Regions from separate parts of the Homo sapiens genome. Here region 2 is linked to region 1. A link is an interaction called in ENCODE POLR2A ChIA-PET data of the cell type or tissue named here. Cell type or tissue: MCF 10A. All regions are shown on one strand. Each heading gives the region's core, and the rest is flanking DNA. Links, peaks and the distances in the headings are about the cores only.

The links. Peaks named below come from ENCODE experiments on the same cell type or tissue, not always from the same donor. Only the 100,000 strongest peaks of a DNase experiment are listed, where the experiment ranks them.
Region 2: POLR2A ChIA-PET joins it to region 1 with 6 read pairs; 1 of 35 experiments calls an interaction of 5 or more read pairs at or near these places.

The regions. Positions count from the first base shown.
Region 1 is chr18:22,209,628-22,217,126 of GRCh38, reverse strand. LOC105372017 (a long non-coding RNA gene) reads right to left here and starts at 1,228. Exons shown (of 3, transcript XR_935279.3): 1 at 1,096-1,228; 2 at 258-448. RefSeq lists an enhancer at 644-1,293. In MCF 10A, for the core only: no CTCF peak of the experiment used is centred there; DNase peaks (open chromatin) are centred at 2,166, 3,356 and 3,616.
Region 2 is chr18:22,540,006-22,547,504 of GRCh38, reverse strand. LOC124904265 (a long non-coding RNA gene) reads right to left here. Exons shown (of 3, transcript XR_007066310.1): 2 at 3,784-3,947. Among named protein-coding and RNA genes, the nearest start is that of CTAGE1, 130 kb to the right of the region's middle. In MCF 10A, for the core only: no CTCF peak of the experiment used is centred there; DNase peaks (open chromatin) are centred at 3,544 and 5,024.

The DNA.
Region 1 (7,499 bases), core at 935-5,934:
TATTTTTAGTAGAGACAGGGTTTCACCATGTTGGCCAGGCTGGTCTTGAACTCCTGACCTGAAGTGATCCACCCGCCTCGGCCTCCCAAAGTACTAGGATTACAGGCGTGAGCCACAACGCGCAGCCCGCTCTTTTTCATTCTCTCTTCTCTCAACACAAATGTCAGCAATCAGTTCTAAAAGCTGCTTGGGCTTGACAGGTAAGGAAGCATCCAGTGCAGGGAAAAGGCCCCGAGTAAGGCAAAAAACAAACTCACCTTCCACTCTGGAAAAGAAGAGCAGGAACCCGAGACCCCCAGCCCTTGGTTAAAATCAGCCCTGCTGGAAACAGCTTTGTTGAGTCCATGAGAAGGTGGAGCTGAGACAAGTGGCTGCGTGAGCCCAGCTGCTGTGGAGGAATCCGCTCAGAGGAGATGGGGCTGAGATCATGCATGCCACCAAGTGCCAGCTGCAGGTATTTGGGGAGTATCAATTAAAATAGCATGTAGAGGCCAGGCACGGTGGCTTATGTCTGTAATCTCAGCATTTTGGGAGGCTAAGGTGGGAGGGTCCCTTGAGTCCAGGAGTTTGAGACCAGCCTGGGCTACATAGCAAGATCCCGTCTCTACAAAAAAATTAAAAATTAGCTGGGCATCATGGTGCACATCTGTAGTCCCAGCTACTTGGGAGGCTGAGATGGGAGGATGGTTTGCGGCAGGCAGGTCAAGGCTGCAGTGAGCCTTAATCACATCACTGCACTCCAGCCTGGATGACAGAACAAGACACTGTTTAACAAAGTAATAATAATAAAACAAAGAGGGGCACACGTACTCAGGACCTCCTGAGGCTATGTCATAGGCAAAAAAGTAAATAGATAAAAAGAAAAAAGAATGTAGATGGTAGTAAAGTAACCTCCAGCCAGCCATAATTGAAGGAAAGAATAAGTTAGAGAACCCATCTTCTTTGAAATGCAAAGCAGTTTAAAGGAACTGGTTAATGGTGATTAACAGCCATTGAGGGTTTGAATGAAACCCAGAGAAATGACAGAGTGAGTACTTTCTGCTCCAGCACAAATGATGTTGTAAAAAGGATGGTCAGACCCTCCCTTGGGCTTACCGCTGCTGGAGGGCAGATGTGGGTCAGTCTCACCTCCTGAGCAACATAGCCACCTCCTCTGCTGTCTTCTCCTCTTTATTTATTCATTCATTCAAATCAGAGATGGGGTCTCTCTCTGATGCCCAGACTAGCCTTGAACTCCTGGGCTCAAACAGTCCTCCTGCCTTAGCCTCCTTGGGATTATAGACGTGAGCCACCACACTCGGCTTGCATTTTTTTTGTTTGTTTTGTTGTGGTGGTGGTGGTGGTTTTTTTGTTTGTTGTTGTTGTTTGTTTGTTTTGTTTTGAGACAGAGTCTCGCTCTGTTGCCAAGGTTGGAGTGCAATGGCGCGATCTCGGCTCACGGCAACCTCCGCCTCCTGGGTTCAAGCAATTCTCCTGCCTCAGCTTCCCGAGTAGCTGGGATTACAGGAGCCTGCCACCACGCCTGGCTAGCTTTTTGTATTTTTAGTAGAGACAGGGTTTCACCATGCTGGCCAGGCTGGTCTCGAACTTTCAACCTCAGGCAATCCGCCAGCCTCTGCCTCCCAAAGTGTTGGGATTACAGGCAAGAGCCACCACGACCGGTCTGCTTTTTTTTTAATTAAAAAATATTTAATTGACAAATAAAGATTGACTAATTCAAGATGTACCACATGATGATTTGATGTACGTATACGTGGTATGATCATGGCCACAATCAAATCAGTGTCTCCGCCAGCACCCACGCTGCCGCACGCTGTCTTCCGCAGCTGGAAGAGCTTTTCTCAGCTACCAATAGAGGCCTATTTTGGTTACTTATTTAGAAGTTACCATTATTTCTATCATTAGTGGTATTCTAAGTCTTTTGAAATCAAGTAGCATTTCAATTAATTTTTTTTCAAGATCCAAGATTTGAGTCCTTGGAGAGACAGTGACAGGGATTAAAACTCCAGATTAACTCACTCAAAGATGTTGACTTCAACCCTAGTAAATTCATCTCCACTCTGACTCCTCCCAAAGTTGTTCTCAACCGAAGCTTCTATTTTTAATAACTTTCATTGGTAAGATACTTGAGGGGAAAAAAAAACACAATATTTCCTGTAATGATTCATCACTTCTTCCTGAAAGGGAAGCACTGTTGATTCCTAGAGTACAGGACTGTCTGTTTTAAAAGCAAAGCACTTCACAGCCTAACCCCGTTCTGTTGGATGGGACACACTCAGATGGTAATCACATCCATCTGATGTGATTAAAAAAAAAAAAAAGCAATAAGTTTCTTGACATCGCTGGAAGAGAGCCTCTTGCCTCAAACTTCCTAGTGGCATTACAGTGCTCCAGGACTCCACACACAGTCCAAGGGAAGAGAACAAAAAATACCTCATTTTTATTTCAAGTTTACTCTATTAAGCCGTATGCTTGGCAGTTCACATACATGTCATTTAACAACTCTGGGAGATATCCCATTACTCCAATTCTACAGATAAATAAACTGAGTCTCAGAGAAATTAAGAATTATGACCACGGTTGCACAGCTGACAAGTAGAAAATTCAGGATTTAAGTCCAGGTCTGTATTATTGCAAAGCCTTGGTTCTTTCCAATATACTCTGGAGTCCTCTAAACTACAAGATAGTTAATGGAGAGGGTGGGTCTACCTATCATCACCCAGGAGCTTCTGTAGTGCAAATGTCTTTTTAATGATATATAAATTTTTAAAATATGTTTTAATCCAAAAAAACATGTATTGAGCGCTCACTAGATGAATGACATCGCAGTGATTAAAAGAAAAAAAAGCATCTAGTCAGTAAACACATGATGTCAATTTCTTTTCTTTTCTTTTTTTTTTTTTTTTTTTTTTTTGAGATGGAGTCTCACTCTGTCTCCCAGGCTGGAGTGCAGTGGCGCAATCTCAGCTCACTGCAACCTCCGCCTCCTGGGTTCATGTGATTCTCCTGCCTTGTCCTCCCCCGTAGCTGGAACTACAGGCATGTGCTACCACGCCCAGCTAATTTTTGTATTTTAGTAGAGATGGGGTTTCACCATGTTGGCCAGGCTGGTCTCGAACTCCTGACCTCCGGTGATCCACCTGCCTCAGCTTCCCAAAGTGCTGGGATTACAGGTGTGAACCACCACGCTCAGCATTGTTAATTTTTTAAAGTTAATGTTGTTTGAAACCATAGAGCCATTTCCAAAAAAGTGAAGCAATCACAAGCTGTAAATTCCTAACAAGTCTCTGCAAAGCTAGTGGTAAAACAAAAGGAGCTGAGAAGCTGTTTAAAAGCAAGAAGGGAACTTCAGGTACATCAAGTCCAAATGTCCCTATTTATAGACAGTAAACTGAGGCCCAGAAGAGCCCATGACTTGCCCAGGGTCATACAGTTCAACCATGACAGAGCTGAGCCCAGAGCCAAGCCGGTGGGAGTGGTCAGCTCCAGGACTTCAGCAGAGGCACCTTCTACATAACTTCCCCAAGAACCCTCAGAGAGGCCTCCAGCAATAACATAGAATTCCGATCCTGAGGGAGTTCTAACAGAGATCCCTATGGCCCCCGGCAAGCTTCATCATCACAATGTCCTCTTCAGTTAAGCTCTCTAACTTTGGACTGAGGCCCAGTTGCTAAGGATCAGTGGCCAAGCGTGTGGAGAGCGATAGTTAATTTTATGTGTCAGCCTAGCTAGGCTCTGGTGCCTAGTTGCTTGATCAAACACCACAGCTTGGTGCAGTGGCTCAAGCCTGTAATCCCAGCACTTTGGGAGGCTGAGGTGGGAGAATGGCTTGAAGAATTAGATACCAGTCTGGGCAACCTAACAAGACTGAGTCTCAAAACAAAACAAATTAGGCCGGATGTGGTGGCTCATGCCTGTAATCCCAGCACTTTGGGACACTGAGGTGGGCAGATCACTTCAGGCCAGGAGTCCGAGACCAGTCTGATCAACATGGTGAAACCCTGTCTCTACTAAAAATTAAAAAAAAAATTAGCCAGGCATGCTAGTGCACACCTGTAGTCCCAGCTACTTGGGAGGCTGAGGCAGGGGAATCACTTGAATCTGGGAGGCAGAGGTTGCAGTGAGCCGAGATCCCACCACTGCACTCCAGCCTGGGTGACAGAGCAAGACTCTGTCTCAACAACAACAAAAAAAAAATTAGCTGAGCATGGCAGCACAGGCCTGTACTTAAGAGCTACTTAAGAGGCTGAAGCAGAAGATCCCTGAGCCCAGGAATTGAAGCTACATTGAATTACGATGGTACCACTGTACTCCGGCCTGGGCAACAGAGCAAGACCTCCACTTTAAACAAAAAAAAAATCAAACACCAGTCTGGATGTCACTGTGAAGGTATTTTTTAGATGGGACTAACACTGAAATCAGTGGACTTGAAGCAGATTGTCCTCCATCATGTATGTGGGCCTCACCCAATCAGTAGAAGGTCCTAAAAGAGTAAAGATTGAAGTTTCCCCCAGAAGAAATTCTTTTCCCTGCCTGGCCAACATGGTGAAACCGCATGCAAAAATCACCCAGGCATGGTGGCAGGTACCTGTAATCCCAGCTACTCGGGAGGCTGAGGCAGGAGGATCACTTGAACCCAGGAGGTGGAGGTTACAGTGAGCCGAGATCAAGCCACTGCACTCCAACCTGGGTGACAGAGTGAGACTCAGTCTCAAAAAAAAAGGGAATTATTTTCAAGACTGCATCATAAAAACCCTGCCTGCATTTCCAGACTCCTGCCCTGTGGAATTCAGACTCAAGACCAACATCAGTTCTCACCTGAGTCACCAGCTTACTGGCCTGCTCTACAGATTTCAGACTTGCCAGCCCTCACAATCACATGAGCCAATTTCTTAAAACAAATCTCTCTCTGTCTCTCTGTCTCTCTCTCTCTGTCTGTCTGTCTCTGTCTCTGTCTCTCTCTCTCTCTCTCTCTCTCTCTCTCTCTATATATGTATATATATATATATATATATATATTCAAGGATATATATAAAATCAAAAATCCAATATATGGATTATATATGTATATATCCTATTGGTTCTGTTTCCCTGGAGAACCCTAACACATGGAGCATGAATGAATGGTGTGACTCTAGGCTGAAAATGGGAAGTGGAAAGCAGATAAATTAGTGAGTGCCCATCTTGTGAAAGGCACTATGCTAGCATCATGTTCCAGGGTACAAACTCTGCCCCTACCCTCAAAAAGCAGAAGTTGAATAAGGCTTCAAGGCTGAAGACTGGCATACGAGGCAGATTATGTCACCCTCCTTTTTGAGATAAGAGCACTGCAGCCTTGAGAGATTCCAGAACTTGTTCAAGCCTCAGAGCTGCTGTGTGGAGCCAAGATTCAAACCCCCATTTGCATGACTCTGAAGGCACAGTGTTTCCATTTCACCACAGCCCTGATTTATCTATGATGTCTCCGGAGTCAAAAGGGGGAGAAGGCTTCAGGTAAGATGGAGAGGGCCACAATGTCAAATGCTTCTAAAAGGTCAAGGAAAGAAGGTTGGATGGTGCTGGGGACAGGGGAGAAAAGCTCCATCTGCTGCCCCAATTCAAGATATAAACAACTGAAGGCTTCCCATGGTCAGTTCCAAAATAAAGGTATCTCTGACCCATTTAGAAAGAAAAGGAGGCACCTTCTGAAATTTCTCCTGGAAGGACTCAACTGGAAATCATGCCTAGTGATATCAAAGAGTCAGAAATTTTTTTTGGAGACTCAAGTGATCGGTAAAATGTAAATGGAAGAATAGGGTAAACAAAGCTACAAAGAAGGAAGTCCTGGTAAAAGTACAAAGAATAATAAGTATATAAGAAACAATGGGCCGGGTGCAGTGGCTCACACCTGTAATCCCAACATTTTGGGAGGCCCAGGCGGGTGAATCACCTGAGGTCAGGAGTTCGAGACCAGCCTGGCCAATGTGATGAACCCCCCATCTCTACTAAAAATACAAAAATTAGCCAGGCGTGGTAGCACACGCCTATAGTCCCAGCTACTCGGAGGCTGAGGCAAGAGAATCACTTGAACCCGGGAGGCGGAGGTTGCAGTGAGCCAAGATAGCGCCAGCCTGGGTGACACAGTGAGACTCCATGGCAAAAAAGAGAAAAAAAAGAATATAAGAAAGAATGAACAGAATGTTGAATTATAGAAATGTTAAATATTATTAAATCTATGCCAATGTATTCCACACAGGCCAATTTGTATTTGGTATGCCATTATAAATTATAAGTAACAAGCAACCGGTGTTCCCAGGATGATTTTCCATGGATAAGAAGCCCTGTGTTCTTAGTATATGGGTCCTCTGAATTAACTATAGTGGGTTCACAAAGTTTATTCAAATGGAGTCATCACTCTTTCCTGCCAGCCCAGCTACTGGTCATTGCCCAGCTGATTAGAGCCAGAGGTCTTCCCTCTGCCAGATTCAACAAGAGGGAGCATGAAGAATGCAGTCTCTTATTTACAAGCTGTGAAGCCTGCAAAAACTTTGCCGAGTGTATCTGTCCATTTGGTGATAACTGATCTCCAGTGGCTCAGAAAGGGCGGTTGTTTGGGTTAGCAAGTATAGGTGTCTGTCCTGATTTTCTGCTCTCGCAATGCTTCCATTTACTTCAGCAAATGTGGCCTGGTGATTCACTGGAGACCAATGGTCATGTGGGCTACTCCCTGGAAGGAACTCAGAGGTGGTGTTTGGAGACACATGCAATCTTTGAAAACCCATACTGGCCCAAGTCTCAGTATCTTGTTAATTCCTAAACCGATTAATGAAGCATTACTCAGAGTAAAAAGAAGTTATAGCCTCTGCCAAAGTCCAAGCTTTTGCTCACAATGTTTGGTTCTTGCATTTCCTTCAGGGACCTCTCAGCCTAGCCCACAGCACCAAGGTCATGGATCCCCGAGCCTGGAAACCTGAGCTCTATACTGACGAACCACAACCCAACCTTTCTGAGACTCAGTTTCCTCAGCTGGACCTCAGTCAAGTCTCTTCCATCTCTAAAGTTATATGAATTGATGATTTAAGTGAATAAATGCAGTGTGAGGTACCTAGATTTCCTTAATCAGACAACACCATGAAAAGTGTTTCCACCAACACCTGAACCACCAGCAGTACAAATAGAAACTGCATATTCTCTCAGAAAACACAAGAGAATCAACCGAAAAAAAATATGAGAATTTTAAATGGTTCTGGGAAAGAGGCTTACTATACTCTTAATGAACATGACAATCCATTAGAATAAACTAACATCAAAAAGTATTGAACACCTAAGAATAAACTTAACCAGAAACATGCACAAGATCTACAGGAAGAAAAGGTTAAAATTCTTATGAGGGACACAGAAAAAAAAATTTTAACAAACAAAAAAGACATACTTCATCTTGGACAGGAAGACTTAATAAAATTAAGATATTAATTCTCCCTAAGATAATCTAAAATTTTAATACTATTCCAATAAAAATA
Region 2 (7,499 bases), core at 1,359-6,358, 330 kb before region 1:
ATTCTCACTGCTCCTTTTGAAAAACTGTCCATTAGACAAGAGAGGATCTGGCATTCCTATGTTTTCTCTCTTTGTGTCTCTCTCTCTGTCACACACACACTCACACTCACACACATACACACACACACCATCCCGTGGTGATGTCCAAGAAGAAGATAGTAGGCCTTCATTGGGTCTACTTACATGGCCTTAAGAATAAGCATATATAATTCCTACGAGAAACTATTCCATTTTTGGCACTGTTGCTGGTGTTAAACGTCCACCCAGGAGTTTTTTTGACAAACTAGCAGGAGAGAACTCGAGCGATTCTAGCCCTCTCAGAGGAACTACATTGGAATGTTTTACTGCCTATCTATGAAGGACAAACTGACTCTGAATCTGGCTGCTCTGGGAGTGTGTTCCCGAGTGTCCAGGGAATGAATATAAGTCAGCCAAGAGTATGAGAAGGCAGCAGACACCATGGAGAGACAACTTGCCCTAGAAAACAGACCATAGGAAAGGCCTTAGGAAAAATGATGCTGCCTTTTGAATAGATAGCGCTAGTAGTTGGCATGACGGTGCCAACTATTCAAATCACATATAAATTCGGCTGCCTTTTTAAGCTGTATATCAGCCTTCAAAAATATGCATTCCATTCAGTGACAAAGGGTGAGAACCTGGCTGAGCACTTTTGTTTTAAGAGCCATGGGAAAAACATGGGAGACAAAGCAGAATAATAAAGGACAATAATATTTGGTTTTCACGTACAACTATGCTACGGTTATAGTAACAAATTTGCCAAGGTTCAAACAGATTTAACCTCCCTTTAAAAACTAATCTGTTGGTGAGATACTGTGGCAGGAAAAGCTGTTCATGTCATCTTATTCCTAACAGAATGGAAAAGACCGGTTTATATGGTTTTTGCTCCTCCCCCTCACCTGTAGCCTCCACTGGGATTGGGTGTGATTATTGTCTCTTGCTCACAGCTCACAGGGAACATAGGGTGGGCTCACCCTCAAATGTAAAATGATATTGATATGCAACATCAAATGTACCCTTGAAATGAAAGACTGATTTGTGTATTTCCTTTTTAATATTCCGACTCATACATGTTGCCATTTCTACTCACTAGTTACCCTGGAGACTATGTTCTGAATGCTATTATATAAACATTGAAAGATATCTTTATTTAACCAATCAAACATTGGAAGGAAGCACTAGCTCAGTCAATCCTGCCAAGCCATCACAAGGAGATCCTGCTGTAAGAAGGAACTGGGTCGATCTCAGGGGCTAACCCAAGGTTAGGCTTCAGGCTATCTGTGAATTTGCATCTCCTCCTTGGAGAAAGGATCTTGTACTTTTTGGATTCACTGCACTGGGGAGTGAAGTGAATCGCTAAACCTCAAGGGCACATCCAGAGACTAACTAATTAATCCCAGCATTAAGGGAAGACCTGTCCACATTCCGTACACTGGTGAGGCTCATTATATGGTGTATGTAGATGCAATTCATGAACTGGGATATGAAGTCGTGGCAACTTAATCTTGACAGTGTTGTAATGAATAAAGCATGTCCAAAGCTTGGTAGGTTAGGTGATACCTCTGCAAAGCATCACCATGAACCTACCAATGGAAGCACGTTTTAATTGTGTTTGGCTTCTTGTATCTCAGCTTTAGATCATGTAACCTGTGGAGAGCATCCATTGGTTGACATGTTTTGCTGAGTTATTTTGTAGTTTATGAGATGTGGAAGAAAGAAACTCGGCTCCCAGCTATTACCTAAGATTCACAGGGCTTTGCTCAATTTGCAAATGTTCTTTCTGTGGTTGACTTCATTAGCTTCTCTCCACCCCAGTTTTGGCTATTCTTAGAAGGGGAATTAAATCATTGAAATCCAAGCTTCTCAGGTTTCCCTGCCCCCAGGGAGAGTAGATTTAGAGTGTTCATAAGAAAATCAACTCACCCCTAATCAACTGGCTCAAAGAGACTCAAAGTGTTCCCCGCCCCCCGCCTTTGACAATCCTTCCAATAAAACTTCTTCACTTCTTCTGTCTTTAGGTGGGGAGCTCTCTCAGAAAGTTCACACAGTGAGTGTGGTTTGTGCATTCAATATTAAGATCTAATCATTGTCTCTTGAGGGCTGAAGAATGAAAACACTGGATAAGAGCCCACCTCCTGGCTTCACGCTTGTCAGGACCAGGATCTATTAACCTTTTAAAGAAATACTGATAATAAAAAGCAGACAAAGAGAGCCATGTGAATTGGCATCTAATCAATAATGTTCTGAGTTTTTTCCCCCTTAGGTTACTCAGAGCCGCGTGAGCAAACAAGATTTTACTGTTCCAAGCCCTGCTGTCTTGTGCATAATGCATAACTCTCTTGCACGCTCCCATTCTCTTCTGAGACATTTTATTATTATTATCATCATAGAAGAGGTCAGATTCCCTTTAATTAAAGGATATACAAGTCAGAAACTCCCCACCTCACTTTCCCCAAAATTAAAGAATTGCAAGGCTGGGTTTCCCTCCCATTGCCTCCTGGCTGGGCAGGACCCCAGTGGTAGGAGGTTGGGAGGATGTGGTACAAGGATGTGGTGTGAGGACCTGGTGCTGGGACCCGTGCCACCACGCCCAGGCAGCTGCTTTCTTTTTCTGCATTAGTTCCTCATGTTATTTGACCTAGAAACTTTGGATGTGGACTGCATCACATTTTTGGAATGATACATTTTACTCATTAAACCTTTTGCCCTATAGTTGATTTATTTCTCCTGGGCTAAAATTGGACTCATCCTGAAACAGGCGTCTTTGGCACAGCAGAAACTTCAGCACTAGCGAGTCTCCTCATAACTGGTGTCATGGGATGTTCTGGTTTACCCTTAGTTTACTTCCCCTGTCTGCCATCTCATCCACCCCTCCAGCCCTTCTCTCCTGCTCTCTCCAAATTCGGTCCCCACCCTTGACCCCTACTACATATATCACCGAAAGAAGAAATGCATAGATGACTCTTCCTGAGCAAAGTCGATTCCTTATTTCAGCATGGGTGTGCCTGATTTCCTAGGTGCATGCCAGGCAGCCCAAGAGTGGCATTGGTTTTGACCTGTCATCCTTAATCTCCACCGATGGGGTGTTTTGAAGCACTGCCTAGCCAAGTTCACCTTGGTGGACCCTTTAGGGGAGCACTATGATGCCAAAAGAAATCACACAACATGAGGAAGAGGCAAATGAAAGGTAAATGGTAGTTTACAAGGACTTCTATTTTTCCATTAAAAACACAAAAAATCTATGTTCCAAGCTAGGACTTGAAATAGGTGTGGTCAGTGCCATTGGCCAGTCTCTGCGATAAATTCTCCTCTTAAGAAAAAAAGAGTAGGAGATTATTTAAAGCACCCACTTACTCTCACTAAGTTCAGATCCTCTCAAAATTAGACCAAGAAAAATCCATTTCTATATCAAGCATGCCTTCCAGAATGAACTTAAATGTACACAACTTTCCAGGCCCGATCTGAAATCCTGTTTGAATTCCAGCCAGGCCTTGACCCCAGGGGATGTGAGGAACAGGAGTGGCGAAACCAGTTATTGTCTATTTCGTTAGATGCTGGAGTTGAATTTGGGAGCATGATTAATGCTAGCTCCTTCTTCCCCTCCCTCCAGCCAAACGCTCAAATCACCCAGGCTTCTTGCAGGATAAACATGTCTGCTAGTTTGTTCCCAGGAATTCTCCTATAGTTTTCCTTGTAATATATTAATCTGCCCCTTTCATCGCCTTTCCCCCAACTTAACTGGCACCTTGCCCCTCCACTCTTTACCTGTTTGAACCTGGATTTGAAGGCTTGGATCCTCTTGGGAGTCTGTGCACATTTGTCAAAGCTTAGTCAAGGTCCCCCCAAGCCAGAATGGAGTTTGCTTTTCCTGTGTTTATGCTCTATTCCCAGGACCTCGCTTGTCTGTTTCTGGTGCTCAATCATTATTCCTGTGGAAGAAAGTAATTTTTAATAGTTTCAATAACTATTTAAAGAACCTGAACGAATATCCACATTTTAAAAGAACCCAGGCCTAATGTGTCCTCTTTCCCCAACCACTTCCCACAGTCACCCAACGTTTAGGGAGAGCCTTTGATGAGGCAGCAGCTTGGCTGTGTCTTCACTACACGATTCTATTCAATCTCACCACCAGCCTTTATGCAGGACTCTGCACATGGCAGGCTCTCGATAAATGGGCTCTGGTTAAGTGGACTACCTTATGGAACAGAGTTATCAGTATCAGCTGAACCTTTTTATTTTATTTGTTGAGACATGGTCTCACTGTATCACCCAGCCTGGGTTGCAGTGGCACAATCATGGCTCACTGCACCCTCAACTTCCTGGGCTCAAGCGATCCTCCCACATTAGCCTCCCAAATAGCTGGGACCACAGGTGCACACCACCACACTCAGCTATTTAAAATAAATTTTTTGTAGAGGCAGGTTCTCACTTTGTTGTCCAGGCTGGTCTCGAACTCCTGGGCTCAAGAGATCCTCCTGCCTTGGCCTCCCAAAGTGCTGGGATTACAGGTGTGAGCCACCACACTGAGCCAGCCTAACTTTAAAACGGAGAATAATGGAGCTCCAGCGTAATTAAGTGACTTAACCAACATACTGTGATCTGACTGATTTCGCCCTCTGTCCATCCCTTGTTTTCTTTGTCATATCCATGGCCCTTAAAGCCACTGTCCCACTGGTACCATAAAGAGGATTGTCTAACATCGCTCATTGCTTCAGAAATGCATGGTGCTATTTATGGAGACAGCATGGGTGACTGACCAGCGTGGTATTTTTCTTCTTGGCCTTTGGAATGTAGCCTACAGCATTTGCTCCAGAAAACCTCACACAGATTTGTGTTTGCAGAAAAGGGTCCAAAGACTTAATTATTTTTTGGGAGTGCTAGTATTTGTCCTTTGCTAACCAGGTCATCCTTCAGACAGAAAAAAATGCTGTGTATGACCCAGCCAAGGCCGCTGCTCAATGGAGTTGACGGCAGGCCAGAAACTCAAGGCCCTGCCCACAGGCCTGAGCATGTCCAGAGAGTGAAGTGCCAGAGGGCAGCTCTCTGTGTGCACCCCTGCATGCCTGTCTGTCTCCAAAGCCTTTGTTCAAGCCTGAAGGAGACTCTGAAAGCAATGCCCACTTGACCCTTCTTGATGGGTGTTTGCATTGAGCTGAATGAGAAAAAGGCAACCAGCCTCTTCAGACAGAAACAAGCAAAGCACCGTCCAACAGGCAGCACCATGGCCTGGGCATGTCCATGACTTGCAACGTCTCAAAATGTGCGTTTCCATTATTATCAGTGGAAGCTGCCACATCGGTCCCTCCTGGAAAGGGTATGTAGAAGTGTCATTAAGTAAAAACTTTAGAATTTCAACATTTGGTCTTTCTGCCTTCCCAACAACTGTTTTACAGATATGTTCACGTGACTAAGATTCTTGCTCAAAATCCCCGAGCATTTGAGAGTAAATTACCAAGGGCCCAAGTGGTGGGCCCTCTCATCTTCAACAGTGTGTTCTTGGGGGTCTTTGATTGGCCATAGGAGGGGTTTAATCTATGAGTCCATCGGAGCTGCTGGCTGTGATGACCCTAAAGGGAGAAGGGAACTCAGAGTCTGGAGGGGAAGGTGCAGCATTCACTCTATAAATACTTATTATATCTTCATGGTATGCAGAGCAGTGTGCTAGGTAGAGAAGGACTTGTAAGCAGGCCCCCTCCAAGCTCTCTAGATCAATTGACACCTACCAAGGAATCTCTGTTCCGGAAGATGCAACAATTCCAAATGTGGATGTCAGCAGCCCCTAGGGTACCCAGATAGTATTTATGTCAGCAAAACTACATTTAGAGTGACAATAATAATCTGAACTGGTGAGTCCTCTCATGAAATCAAGACTGATTTTATCCTTTCTTACATGTAGAAATTCCCAATGTGTGTTTTTTTTCTAAAAAAATTTTCAGCTTGTTTTAAAGCACACACAGCTACCATTTGTAGAGTTGTTGATAGATCAAATGGGAGAATGCACTTAAAGGACTTTCCTTTAAAAGGCAAAAAGGACTGTGTTTGTCCTCAGTAAATGTTAGCTGCTATGATCACCCTTGTCACGTCATTGTAGTTGTCATCATTGTTGTGTGTATTGCTCAATACTTTTTTTGCTTGCCTTTGAACAAGAGAAAAATCAATGAGATCTGAGAGGTCTGGAGTTAAAAATTTCCTCTTTATATTTTGACTTACACTTTTTGAGGTGTAAAGTGAAGATGAGTTTGCCTCAATTATTTATTTATTTTTTGAGACACAGTCTCGCTCTGTCGCCCAGGCTGGAGTGCAGTGGCGCCATCTTGGCTCACTGCAAGCTCCATCTCCCGGGTTCACACCATTCTCCTGCCTCAGCCTCCCGAGTAGCTGGTACTACAGGCGCCCGCCACCATGCCCAGCTAATTTTTTGTATTTTTAGTAGAGATGGGGTTTCACCATAGCCAGGATGGTCTCAATCTCCTGACCTCATGATCCACCCACCTTGGCCTCCCAAAGTGCTGGGATTACAGGTGTGAGCCACCACACCCAGCCGAGTTTGCCTCCATTTTTAAACTGCTGGCCCTTGTGTGAGCAACAATGGACATCCCATTTTAATGGGATTATCCTGCAATTTAGTACCTTTGTCAAGGAACCTGAAAAATTCAAAGAGCCTGTGTACATGCTTCATATCTTATTGACACTAAACCTTGGAAGTGGAGAAGAGAAGGGACTCAGCATTTACTAAAAGTATAGCATGTTCTAGGTATTTCTTATAGGCTATGGGATGAATTCCCAAGATTCATATGTTGTGTCCCTTCCCAAAATTCCTATGTTGAAGTCCTAATGCCTAGTACCTCAGAATGTGACTTTATTTGGAGATAGGGTCTTTAAAGAGGTAATTAAGGTAAAATGAAGTCGTATGGGTGGGTCTGAATCCAAATATGCTTGGTTTCCCTATATGAAGAGAAGATTAGGACACACATACACGCAGAGAGGAGACCATAAGAAAACACAGGGAGAAGGCGGCTGTCTACAAGCCAAGGAGAGAGGCCTCAGAAGAAACCAATCCTGCCAACACTTTGATCTCAGATTCCAGCCTCCAGAACCATGAGAAAAGGGAATTTTGTTTTTTAAGCCACCCAGTCTGTGGTACTTTGTTATGGCAGCAGTAGCAAACTAATACAACATATATTAACTCATTGAATCCTTTGTACAAACCAATGCATTACTACCACCAATTTGTAGGTAAGAAAATTAGTGATTTGAGATATAAGGAACTTGTCCATGGCCTCACAGGTGGTCAACTAGCTTGGCCAGGCTTTGAATCCAGTTCTTCTTGAGAATATCTGACTTAAAAAATATTAACATTTATTATTTATTATTCCTATTGACTTCCAGAAGATAATATCTAATTCAGGTAAGCACCCCACCAAGATGACTAAAGACATGCAGATCCACATAGGTGCTTCAGGTAAAACAGGAGAAAAACA